Regions from separate parts of the Homo sapiens genome. Here all the other regions are linked to region 1. The links are chromatin contacts, found by Hi-C or POLR2A ChIA-PET in ENCODE. All regions are on one chromosome and are shown on one strand. The core of a region is the stretch at or near the end of the contact, and the rest is flanking DNA. Distances in the headings are between cores, read along the strand shown.

Region 1 (3,634 bases), core at 1-2,500:
GGCTTGAAGGCCCATCAACCTAGTCCTGGGCCTTGAGGAGCTTGACAAGCAATGGAAAATAGCATGGGCATCCACATCTCCAAGCACATCCTTATACCTCATCTCATTTAGCCCTCGGGCTGCCCTGTGTGGCAGGTTTCCATTCTATGATTGAGGAAGCTGAGACTTGAAAGGAAAGTGACTTGATATTTGACTCTAAGCTAAGGGGCTTTTCCCACTATGCCAGGCTGCCTTTACTGATGTTGGGCATGGTCGGAAGAGCTCAGACCACGGCTGCCCCCTCTCTTCCTGGGAAAGACACCCTCAGACAGGTCTTTACATCCCATCCTGTTTTACGAAGGTTTCTGAGAATGAGCAGGGAGAAGGACCTACAAGTAACCTTTATAGTCATTCAGTCCAACCACCTCACTGATGACTTGGTTACCCAGAGGATAAAGAAAAGCTTAGCTTACCAGAAACTCCAGCCCCTGTTATTATGAAAAAGAACAGGACAAGTCTTGAGACCCCTAGAGGAGGCCTCTGATCTGGAGAGAATCGACAGAGGAGCCAGACCCAGAGTCCCCTGGAGGGAGCCAGGTCTGCAGAAGCTCAGAAACTCAGTCCTGCCTTTCTTGCATATGGAGTCCATGGTCATAGTAGCAGTGTCCTGGCTCTACCCAGAGTGTCCAATGGCTTCCTGTCCCTCTGGACTTGTCATTTAGTGGGCAAAGTCCAAGATCACACCTCTCACTCCTGCCCCCACCTCTTGCCCCTGTTTTATCTCACTTGGGAATAATCTGTTCCCATGTGAAGCCAACGAAAATGAGCCTCCACCAGTGTGGGGTAACCCAACAGGCAGATTTGGTATGGACACAGGGCCCCAGCCAGATGAAGACATCCCAAAGTTGAGAAGAGTTCAGTAATCAGAAAATCTAAAAAGATGCTCTTTTAATTTCAGCACACATGTACATTTTGTGTTGTCTGGTGAGTATTAGGAATTATATTTGGAGAGAGACTGCAATCTTTATAGGGTTCAGGGCCTTTTAAGGTCTTACTCGGACCTTGGACAACCAAGAGGGAAAGGGCCAACAGGTGTGAGGAAAATAAGTTGTGAGGCTGCAGGGAGGAAGAGGATGGCTCACCAGGATGAAGAAAAGGGAAGGAGAGGAGCTCTCAGTGGTGCAATTGGTTAGCGTGTGGCACTTACATGAAAAGGGAAGGAGGGCTTGGCACAGGCTAGCGGGAAGCCTCAGGTCACCCTGACACCTGTTGCCATGGCCCGGCGGCGGTTTCCTGACTTGTCAGGACGTGTGCACAGAGAGAACAATGGGTTTGCCTTGACAGGAAGATGCTTCCTGTTTTGCTGCATGGGTTCATTGTTGGGCATTAAGAGGGAGGGGTCTATGTGTCTGTGTTTTTCGTGTTGCCAAAAGCTCTCTGAGGGGAGAAGTGGGGGTGAGTGAGGACGGGGGTCTGAGGAAAGGTGAAAGGGAAAGGAAGGGAGCAGTTATTCTTCCAGAATTGCTCAGCCAAACCTCACGCCATTCTAGTTTCAGCCAACCAGAGAGGGTGGGGCTGGCCCTGCTGTCCTACTGTCCCCAAGAGCTCTAAGCCCAGAGCTTTTGTGCATGACTGAGGGCTGCCCAGAATCCCTCCTTTTGTTCCCCAGTGAGACCCGGTGGTGACCTTTATCTTGGCAAGGTGGCAAGGGCGACAGGAAACTTGGACTGAAATAACCTCTGTGGTGAAAGCAGGGGTGGGAAATGTTGAGGCTGGTCTCATGGCGAGTGATAAATTAGACATCCAAGATGCCCACTCCCCACCTCCAGCCTGCCCATTGCTGGGCCAACCCTGCACATTCACAACCGAAATTGTACATTTTTAAAATTTATTTTTTATTCTTTTTAAAAAATTTTCCATACGTTATTGGGGTACAGGTGATATTTGGTTACATGAGTAAGTTATTTAGTGGTGATTTGTGAGATCCTGGTGCACCCATCACCCGAGCAGTATACACTGCACCATATTTGTTGTCTTTTATCCCTTGCCCCTTCCTGCTCTTCTCCCCAAGTCCCCGAAGTCCATTGTATCATTCTTATGCCTTTGCGTCCTCATAGCTTAGCTCCCACATGTCAGTGAGAACATACAATGTTTGGTTTTCCATTCCTGAGTTACTTCACCTAGAATAATAGTCTCCAATCTCATCCAGGTCATTGCAAATGCTGTTAATTCATCTCTTTATGGCTGAGACTAATCAGATGGAATACTATTCCATTATACATATATATACTACAGTTTCTTTATCCACTCGTTGATTGATGGGCATTTGGATTGGTTCCATGATTTTGCAACTGTGAATTGTGCTGCTATAAACATGTGTGTGCAAGTATCTTTTTCGAATAATGACTTCTTTTCCTCTGGGTATACCCAGTAGTGGGATTGCTGGATCAAATGGTAGTTCTACTTTTAGTTCTTTAAGGAATCTCCACACTGTTTTCCTTAGTGGCGTACTAGTTTACATTCCTACCAGCAGTATAGAAGTGTTCCCTGATCACTGCATCTCTGTCAACATCTACTGTTTTTTGATTCTTTGATTATGGCCATTCTTGCAGGAGTAAGGTGGTATCGCATTGTGGTTTTGATTTGAATTTCCCTGATCATTAGTGATGTTGAGCATTTTTTCATGTTTGTTGGCCATTTGTATATCTTCTTTTGAGAATTGTCTATTCATGTCCTTAGCCCACTTTTTGATGGGATTGTTTGTTTTTTTCTTACTGATTTGAGTTTGTTGTAGATTCTGGATATTAGTCCTTTGTCAGATGTATAGATTGTGAAGATTTTCTCCCACTCTGTGGGTTACCTGTTTACTCTGCTGACTGTTCCTTTTGCCATGCAAAAGCTCTTTAGTTTAATTAGGTCCCAGCTATTTATCTTTGTTTTTATTGCAATTGCTTTTGGGGTTTTGGTCATGAAATCCTTGCCTAAGCCAATGTCTAAAATAGTTTTTCCAATGTTATCTTCTAGGACTTTTACAGTTTCAGGTCTTAGGTTTAAGTCCTTAATCCATCTTGAGTTGATTTTTGTATAAGGTGAGAGATGAGGATCCAATTTCATTCTCCTACATGTGGCTAGCCAATTATCCCAGCACCATTTGTTGAAAAGGGTGTCCTTTCCCCACTTTATGTTTTTGTTTGCTTTGTTGAAGACCAGTTGGCTGTAAGTATTTGGGTTTATTTCTGGGTTCTCTATTCTGTTCCATTGGTCTATGTGCCTATTTTTATACCAGTACCATGCTGTTTTGGTGACTATGGCCTTATAATATAGTTTGAAATCAGGTAGTGTGATGCCTCCAGATTTGTTCTTTTTGCTTAGCCTTGCTTTGGCTATGTGGGCTCTTTTTTGGTTCCATATGAATTTTAGAATTGTTTTTTCTAACTCTGTGAAGAATGGTGGCAGTATTTTGATGGGGATTACATTGAATTTGTAGATTGCTTTTGGCAGTGTGGTCATTTTCACAATATTGAGTCTACCTATCCATGAGCATGGCATGTGTTTCCATTTGTTTGTGTTGTCTGATTTCTTTCAGTAGTGTTTTGTAGTTTTCCTCGTAGAGGTCTTTTGACTCCTTTGTTAGGTTATTCCTAAGTATTTTATT
Region 2 (3,634 bases), core at 750-3,249, 61 kb before region 1:
GCCCCATGGTTGGTCCCCAGGGCTGGGAGCTCACAGTCACCTGCTCCAGTCCCTGCCTTCCTGCCAAGGGGAGGACCCTCTCCAATGTGAGCTGGGACCTGAAGCAGGAGCCTTTCCTTGCTCTGGTCTCACTACACTTTGGTGTCCACCCAGCCTCCTAAGATCACATCAAGGGGCTCTTGGGAGAATAGGACGCCTGCTCCCCCCACCTGCCCCCTGCATCCCAGCACTCTCAGACTTTGGATGGTGTAGCACGGAACTGTAGAGCTTTAAAGGAGGCAGCAGAGTTTAGGGGAAGAGAAAAACGGTTGATCTCTAACAGGCATTCTAAGTGGAGTCCTCGACAGCTGGGAGCAGCTCCACAGGCTTCAAGGTGTGGGTGAAGCAAAAAGACCAACTGAGACCCAGGGAAGCAGGAGGGGCTATGGGAAGATCGGAGGGCACTGGGGGCAGCCTGTGCCTTTGAGGGCCTCAGAAATATCCCATACACACTCCCTTCTGGAAGGACTGAGGAACAAGCTCTTGGGAGTCGCATCCAAACTGGTCAGAACCGGCCGGGTGTGATGGCTCACGCCTGTAATCCCAGCACTGTGGGAGGCCGAGGTGGGCAGATCACCTGAGGTCAGGAGTTCGAGACCAGCCTGGCCGACATGGCGAAAACCCGTCTCTACTAAAAATGCAAAAATTAGCCAGGTGTGGTGGCATGCACCTGTAATCCCAGCTACTTGGGAGGCTGAGGCAGGAGAATCACTTGAACCCAGGAGGCAGAGGTTGCAGTGAGCCGAGAGGGCACCACTGCACTCCAGCCTGGGCGACAGAGTGAGACTCCATATCAAAGAAAAAAACAAAAAAACAAAAAAACAAATTGGGCAGAACCACTGGGGTAAAATAGGCAACAAGCTCAGAAGGTTTACATATTTGGGGGGTGAGGGTCAGGGGAGGTGTCCCATGGAGGCGGTCTCAAAGGGAAGCCACGTGTTGAATACTTCCAGTACCAATAGCAGGGTGGGGGGATCCAGGAGTAGTGAAGCAGTGAATCCCCCAGCCCATTCCCACCCCTTACTCTGGAACCTCCTCCTAAAAGTACAGGAAAATCCTTATTTAATAACAATCAACAGAACAGGATTATGAACCGACACCATACAGAGGTATTTGTAAGAAAGAAGGTGGATGCCGGAATCCTTTCTTCAAACAGAAGCTTACCAGTAAGTGCAGACTAATACAACAGGTAGGTCAAGGCTAATCCAGTTGGAGGGGGTGCTGGTGGAGGTGGGCACTGAGGGAGGGGGTCAGCACCCTAGCCGTCCAGCCCTCTCCATCCTCCTGCACCCGCCACACCTGGGTTCTGTGCAGCCTGATGTGTCCCCACCCCCTCCTATGCAATGAAGGAGGGAGACGCAGAGATGGAGGGCGGCTTCCCCAAGACCACCCAGGGTACTGGTTTGTGGTGGAGCGGGAAGAGGTCACGACGCCTCCTGCCTAGCACTCCCTCTCTTACCCCAGCCTGTCTGTTGCCGCCTGCATCCCTCCATTCACACAGTGTCTTCTCCTGCCAGACACCAGCAGGACACAGCGGGCAGGACAGGTTCCTCTGGGTCTGCCCGAAGGACTCAAAGTCCAGGGACAAGAGTCGCTTGGTGGCCTCAGGAAGGAGAGAAGGAGGCACTGTTTCGGATGGGCCGGGGGAAGTGGAGGTGGGATGCAGGGCTGTGGAGTCCTCCTGGCAGCCTAGGCTGTGTGTGGGGCGTGGCGGGATGCCAGAGGGTCTGTGTTGAGGCCTAGCCCTGTCTCCTCTACAGTGGAGGAACTGCTTTGGGACTCAGTTTTGTTACTTGTAAAATGGGGCCACGCTCTGCCCTTCCAGCTTCATGTTGCTGAAGGGAGGCTCTAAGGAGACGGAAGCTTCCTGTTCCTGTAACAAGATGCCATGAGCGAATCATACTCTCAGCCTGGCCCCCAGGAGTCTCCTCCCTTCGGGCTTCTGGAGTTCCCTGCTCCACTCTGACCCCCAGGGAGAGTCCCCACGTATCCTCCCCGCTGTGGAGGGTGCCCTTGCAGTCCTCCCTGAGCTGCCCCAGGATGACTGGCTCCACAGGGAATGTCCTCCCACTCTGTAGGAAGTGGAGCATGGCTGAGAAGAACTCCCTGTGGTCAGGTCACCCCCATCCCCAGACGCACACAGACACAAACACATACATATCCTGAGGTATTGAAGAAGAATTCACCACACCCTGAAGATTGCTTTCCACAAAGCACTCTCTCCAAGCCCTGAGTCACCCAACTCCTTCACTCTGGACACCCTGCCAGGAACAAGGATATTTGTCCTTTCGGCAGACATGGGTTCAAGTCCCTGCTCCACTGCTAACTAATGGCATGGCCTGGGTCAAGCATTACTTGCTAATCTCAGTTTTTTCATAGGTAGAATAAGGATAATAGCATCAACCTTATATGTTGGTTGTGAGGATCAAGTGAGATAATGTGTGTGTGGCAGGAGGAAAGCCATCGGCGGGGGCGGGTGGGGGTCGAGTGTTCCATCCCAGTCTCTCCCTTCTCTCTGCTCATCAGAGAAAATCCTGACTTGGCCTATTTGAATTGTGTGTGTGTGTGTGTGTGTGTGTGTGTGTGTGTGTGTGTGTGTGTGTGCGCGCACGCCTCCCTTAACCCTCTATGAAAGGTGCTGATTTATTGGAATAGTCCTTAGGCATAGGCGATATAGAACTGGGAGGAGAGAGAGAGAGGGAAGAAGGATTAGCAGCAAGACTGAGGGAGGAGGGAGGTTTGAGCAGCTGTAATGGGTGAGGGAAGAGAGTGGGTGGGAGAAAGGAGATTTGAGAAGCATCGCTATGATCCATGAATCTTTGTAGTCAAGTTTAAGAAATTCAAGTAAACAGAGTTATTGTGAAATTATTATTTTTTGGTTGCTATTCTCTCTCTCCTCTCCCACTCTGTCTCTTTTTTTTTTTCTTTGAGATGGGATCTTGCTCTGTCGCCTAGGCTGGAGTGACGCAGTGGTGAGATCATAGCTCACTGCAGCCAATTTTTTTTTGTAGCAACAGGGTCTTGTTATATTGCCCAGGGTGGTCTCAAACTCCTGGCTTCAAGTGATCTTCCTGCCTTAGCCTCCCAAAGTGCTGGGATTACAGGCATGAGCTACTGCGCCCAGCCTGGTTGCCATCCTTGATGATAACGCAGCTTTGAGACTGGACCATTTGCATGACGGCCTTATAAGTGATACCCCTAAGTAACATGCTTAGCACACAGTAGGGACACAGTAGGCACAGTGACTGGTGCTGTATCCTCTCAATTTGGATGACACTTGTGTGCACATGTACTGTCTCCCATATTGGACTGGGTGTTTCCTGAGTGTGGGTTGGATCACATCAGCCTGGGAGCGACTTGAAGCCTGGGACTCTATTTTGTTTCCCTGCCCTCCCACCCCCCGCCATATTAGATGAGAAGCTCCTTGAGGACAGGGATTCTTCCTGTCCTGCTTTCTTCATTAGACCTGCAACTCCCAGTGTGGGTGATGCTCTTCCTCCTTTTGGCTCTGCTCGAGGACTGAGAACAGGATCCTGCTCACAGACTGTGTCTTAGACCCACCTGCCTTGGCCTCCCAGAGTGCTGGGATCACAGG
Region 3 (3,634 bases), core at 626-3,125, 40 kb before region 1:
CTGCTCTTCTTCAACGTGGGCAGCTAGGACCTAAGCTCAGCACCACATCAACCTCATCTGACACGTGGCTGGAGGAACAGGGCAGTGGTGGCTGTGGTGGGTTGGCCACAGCCTCTCTTGGGCATGGCTGACCAGCTCTTTGGGCATAATGTAGCTCTTAGGAGGCCTAGGCCCAGGCTGAGCCCAGCGTGGGGGAGTAGGGAGTCTCAAACCTATTGGGCTAAAAATCAGCTGAGGGCATTGTTAAGATGCAGGTTCAGATTCCTTAGGTCTGGGGCCTGAGGCTCTGGTTTTTCACAAGCTCCTGGGTGGTGCTGAGGCTGCGGGTTCAGGTCATACTCTGAGCAGTGAGTGTGGATGCCTGGGAGTGAGAGGCTGAGCAAAACACTTTCCTGGCTGTGACCTTCGTGTCCCTTCCGGCTGTGACACTTTGTACATCGCCAAGACCACAAGTTGAGTGGGTGGTTGGGGCGCGGAGCTCCTGCACTCAGTTGCCCCACTGGCGGAGGAAGGTGGCTGCCCTTTGATGTGATGAAAAATAAGAACAGTCGCCAACCATTGAGAACTTACTCTGAGGACACCTCATCACTTGTATGTGGCAGAACATGGCCCTGAGATGTTTTTGAGGCTTGGAGGACCCTGAGTTATGAGAAAGTTTAGGGAGGGGAAGCACTGGTTTATTTGGGAATTATTCCCATCCCAGGTCTCTCTGGCTCTTTTGAGGGTCAAGGGTCTTATCAATCCCTTTCTCAGTGCCCAGCACAATGCCAAGAGTTCAGGGAGAAAGCAGATACCCCACAGAGACCTAGACAGGCCAGAGGCACTGTCCCTGGGCAGGGGAGGCAGGTCAGGCCGGCGGTGCTCACCCAGGGAGGCTCCAGGAACTCAACTCGGGCCTCTGATCAACCGCAGATAAACACTGAACTTTCTACCTGAGGAAGCTCCCTGGCAGGGCTGGGTTCCTGTCAAGGAGACAGAGAAAGTTTCCATTGAGTGGGGGTGTGTGCATGCGTGCGTGTGTGTGTGTGTGCATGTGTGCGAGTGTACGCGTGTGAATGCATGAGTGTGTGCGTGCATGTCTGTGTGCATGCATGTATGTGTGTGCATGTGTGTGTGTGTCTGTGTTTGTGTGTGTGTGCATGCGAACATGCACCGAGGTGCCCTATTATCTTTTCCTCTCTGCAGAAAATCAGGTCAGTGGTTTGACTGTTGTTGTTAACCGCAAGGTGGAGTGGGGAGGTGGCCTGAGATGCTGAGGCTGGGCTAGAGTATGAGGGCCAGGGTATGGGGCCACCAGGCTACAGGGCCCCCAGGAAGCAGTGGCAATGGATGCCAGTCTGGGGAGAGGGTGCTGCCTGCCATGTCCTGTTTCCCTCCTAGCATTACTCTCCCTTTCTTTAGGGCCTTGGCTGCCTGTCCTGGTAGCCGCTGTTGAATAACCCAGGGACTGTGGCTGAAGAGAGGCAGTCACTCTGCCTTGTGGCTCGGGACACGGTGGAGGGGTGGGAGGTGCGGGCAGGGCCCCCCCATGGGTAGTAGTAACAACAGCCAGGCTCTGGCAGTCGCACTTTCACACCGGAGTCCTCACCTCGCCCACAGTGCCCTGGAAGCATGAGAGCAGGTGTTATTGTTGAGGGCACTGAGAAAGAGAGAGAGAGGGGCCAAAGAGCTAGTTCAAAGGCATCCCGGTTCTCACTCTGGCCTCAGACTCCCCTTCTGGGGTCCTTGAGGGCCCCTAGGCCACCCCGAGGGGTTGGAGGAACACTTTGTCCATTCCCCGTGGCAGATGGAAGGACTCCGGAGCATGTCAGCTGCAGCCTGGGCCTCTGTTGGGTCCTCGGCTCTGGGTCTCTCACAGGCGGCCATCAAGGTGTTGGCTGGGGCCTTGGTCATCTCAAGGCTGGAGCAGGAAAGGACCTGCCTCCCCAGGCCCTAAGCTTGAATGGTGCTGGGGACAGGGGGCAGCACTCTTCTGGCACGGCAGCCCCTCCTCCGTCCTCTTGGCATCTTGTCCTTAAAGTTCATCGTTGCCTCGTCCGCTAACCTCCTCCCCCTCCTTTCCGCCTCCATCTCCCCAAGTCCTTCTCGCCTCTGCTTTTGCTTCCACGGCTGTTTCCTCACGGAGGCTCAGACAATAGAGGCTAATGATCCAACTGCTGAGAGCACACCCTCCTCTAGCAGCCAGAAATCATCTGTTACCCATCGCCCGCCCTCCCTGGGGCCCAGGCTTCCAGACTGAGACCTTTTCCTTCCCTCCCACTTCTTACTGGAAATGAGCCCCCGTCCTTCCACTCCCCCCTAACCCCCCAGGCCTCCCTTAGGGAGGTTCAAGGACTCGTCTCTGACTCCACCTATCTACTGGGTACCCCTCTGCAGGGGGGAGGCAGGGGCTGGTGCCCACGAACTCTGGAGGCCCTTCTGGGAGCACAGTCTTGCCATGACCTCTCTAGGTCAGCTCAGCTCCCTGTGCTGGACACAGACCCGGAGAACAGCTCAGCACGAGGTTACCAGGCTGACGTTGCACAGACTGTGCTGGAAATTACAGAGTGCCTTGGAGGGAAAAACAAACTGGGGTTTCAGTTCCCATGGAAACGACATCTATTTGCAGAGGTGCTTGCGTCAGAGCCCGGGACCCTGTGCTTGGCAGGGATGGGGTGGATGTTAAAAGGCAGGGTCATCTGTTGACTGTCTGGGACTCTTCCAGGACAGTGTCTGAAATGGGGCCCTTACCTTTAGCCATGACAAACAGCTCTTTCCACAGAGGGGCCTGTCTGCCTGGGCATGTCTCTGCAATGCTGGGGTTTTTGGGTAGATTTTAAACTTATGAGTCAAGGGTGTGGGAAGACCCCACATTCGCCATTCATGAGCATTTATTCCACGAGCATGTTTTGACCTATGATGTGCCAGGCACTGGGCTAGGCCAGCCAATCAGGAGTTGGTCTGGACCTGCTAAGTTTGGGGCCTAAAGTCTCCCTTCCTGGGAGGAGCTTTGGTCAGACAGGGGCAAAGTGGGGACCTGCCAGGGACCACGTGACGTGGGAGCACACAGGCTCAGCAATGCCAGTCCCCTCACTCTGTAACCAAAGCAAATGCCTTCTGTCCTCGTGTGTCACAGGGGAGTAATTCCTCATCTCACGGGGAAAGATGACCCCTAAACTAGCCACTGAGGTCCCCACAGCAGAGGCGATTATTCCAGCTATTGTTATGGAAGAGTGTCTATTGTTACCCTCTCTATCACTTTACACTTTACGAAGAGCTGTACATCCACTACCTCGTTTAATGTAACACTCCAGGGAGGTTTTAACAACATCACACCTGTTTTCAAACGGGGAAACTGCATCGAGGGAGGAGAAGGCACTTGTCAAGGTCACACGGATGATAAACGGTGAGACCAGTATGGGAATCTGAATGCCGGACCCCCTGCTTTGCCCCCTCCTCCCTGTCCTGGGGCACCTGGTGACCAGACCTCCCACCCTGGCAGGCCTCCAACCAGCCCGGCTGTTTCCCACGCCTGGGGAATGGGAACCAGCTGTGTGCTAGTGCGGTGGGGCATGGATTGTTCTGGATCTGGTCTCATGGAGACTGCACATCAGAAAGACCACAACCCTCAACTCTGCTGCTCACCCAAGTCACT

Evidence for each region. Hi-C counts contacts between places; a loop is a spot of excess contacts on that map. ChIA-PET counts read pairs that join two places held with the same protein, here RNA polymerase II (POLR2A). Pooled maps may share reads with other maps.
Region 2: a loop to region 1 is called in a map of endothelial cell of hepatic sinusoid, with 4 times the contacts of the local background. The contact joins two enhancer-like sites. A Hi-C loop is called at or near these places in 4 of 168 maps with a recorded cell type or tissue (endothelial cell of hepatic sinusoid, endothelial cell of umbilical vein, heart right ventricle and 1 more), 7 of 37 single-sample maps with no recorded cell type and 10 of 50 pooled maps. POLR2A ChIA-PET finds 5 or more read pairs at or near these places in 10 of 52 experiments (A673, B cell, CD4-positive, alpha-beta T cell and 6 more).
Region 3: a loop to region 1 is called in a pooled map, with 2.9 times the contacts of the local background. The contact joins two enhancer-like sites. A Hi-C loop is called at or near these places in 2 of 168 maps with a recorded cell type or tissue (endothelial cell of umbilical vein and posterior vena cava), 6 of 37 single-sample maps with no recorded cell type and 12 of 50 pooled maps. POLR2A ChIA-PET finds 5 or more read pairs at or near these places in 15 of 52 experiments (B cell, CD4-positive, alpha-beta T cell, CD4-positive, alpha-beta memory T cell and 10 more).

The regions. Positions count from the first base shown.
Region 1 is chr17:40,581,206-40,584,839 of GRCh38, forward strand. No RefSeq gene overlaps it. Among named protein-coding and RNA genes, the nearest start is that of CCR7, 18 kb to the left of the region's middle. RefSeq lists enhancers at 1,019-1,158, 1,179-1,428 and a silencer at 1,187-1,332. Within about 2 kb of position 1,251, at least 11 of the 41 ENCODE cell types and tissues checked have a DNase peak (open chromatin) inside an H3K27ac peak, as active enhancers do; they include B cell, CD4-positive, alpha-beta T cell and CD8-positive, alpha-beta T cell, where a contact is called at or near this core.
Region 2 is chr17:40,519,597-40,523,230 of GRCh38, forward strand. LOC105371773 (a long non-coding RNA gene) reads left to right here. Exons shown (of 4, transcript NR_188623.1): 2 at 1,119-1,228. Among named protein-coding and RNA genes, the nearest start is that of TNS4, 20 kb to the left of the region's middle. Within about 2 kb of position 2,000, at least 5 of the 41 ENCODE cell types and tissues checked have a DNase peak (open chromatin) inside an H3K27ac peak, as active enhancers do.
Region 3 is chr17:40,540,241-40,543,874 of GRCh38, forward strand. No RefSeq gene overlaps it. Among named protein-coding and RNA genes, the nearest start is that of CCR7, 23 kb to the right of the region's middle. RefSeq lists enhancers at 2,308-2,437, 2,718-2,887. Within about 2 kb of position 1,876, at least 30 of the 41 ENCODE cell types and tissues checked have a DNase peak (open chromatin) inside an H3K27ac peak, as active enhancers do; they include B cell, CD4-positive, alpha-beta T cell and CD8-positive, alpha-beta T cell, where a contact is called at or near this core.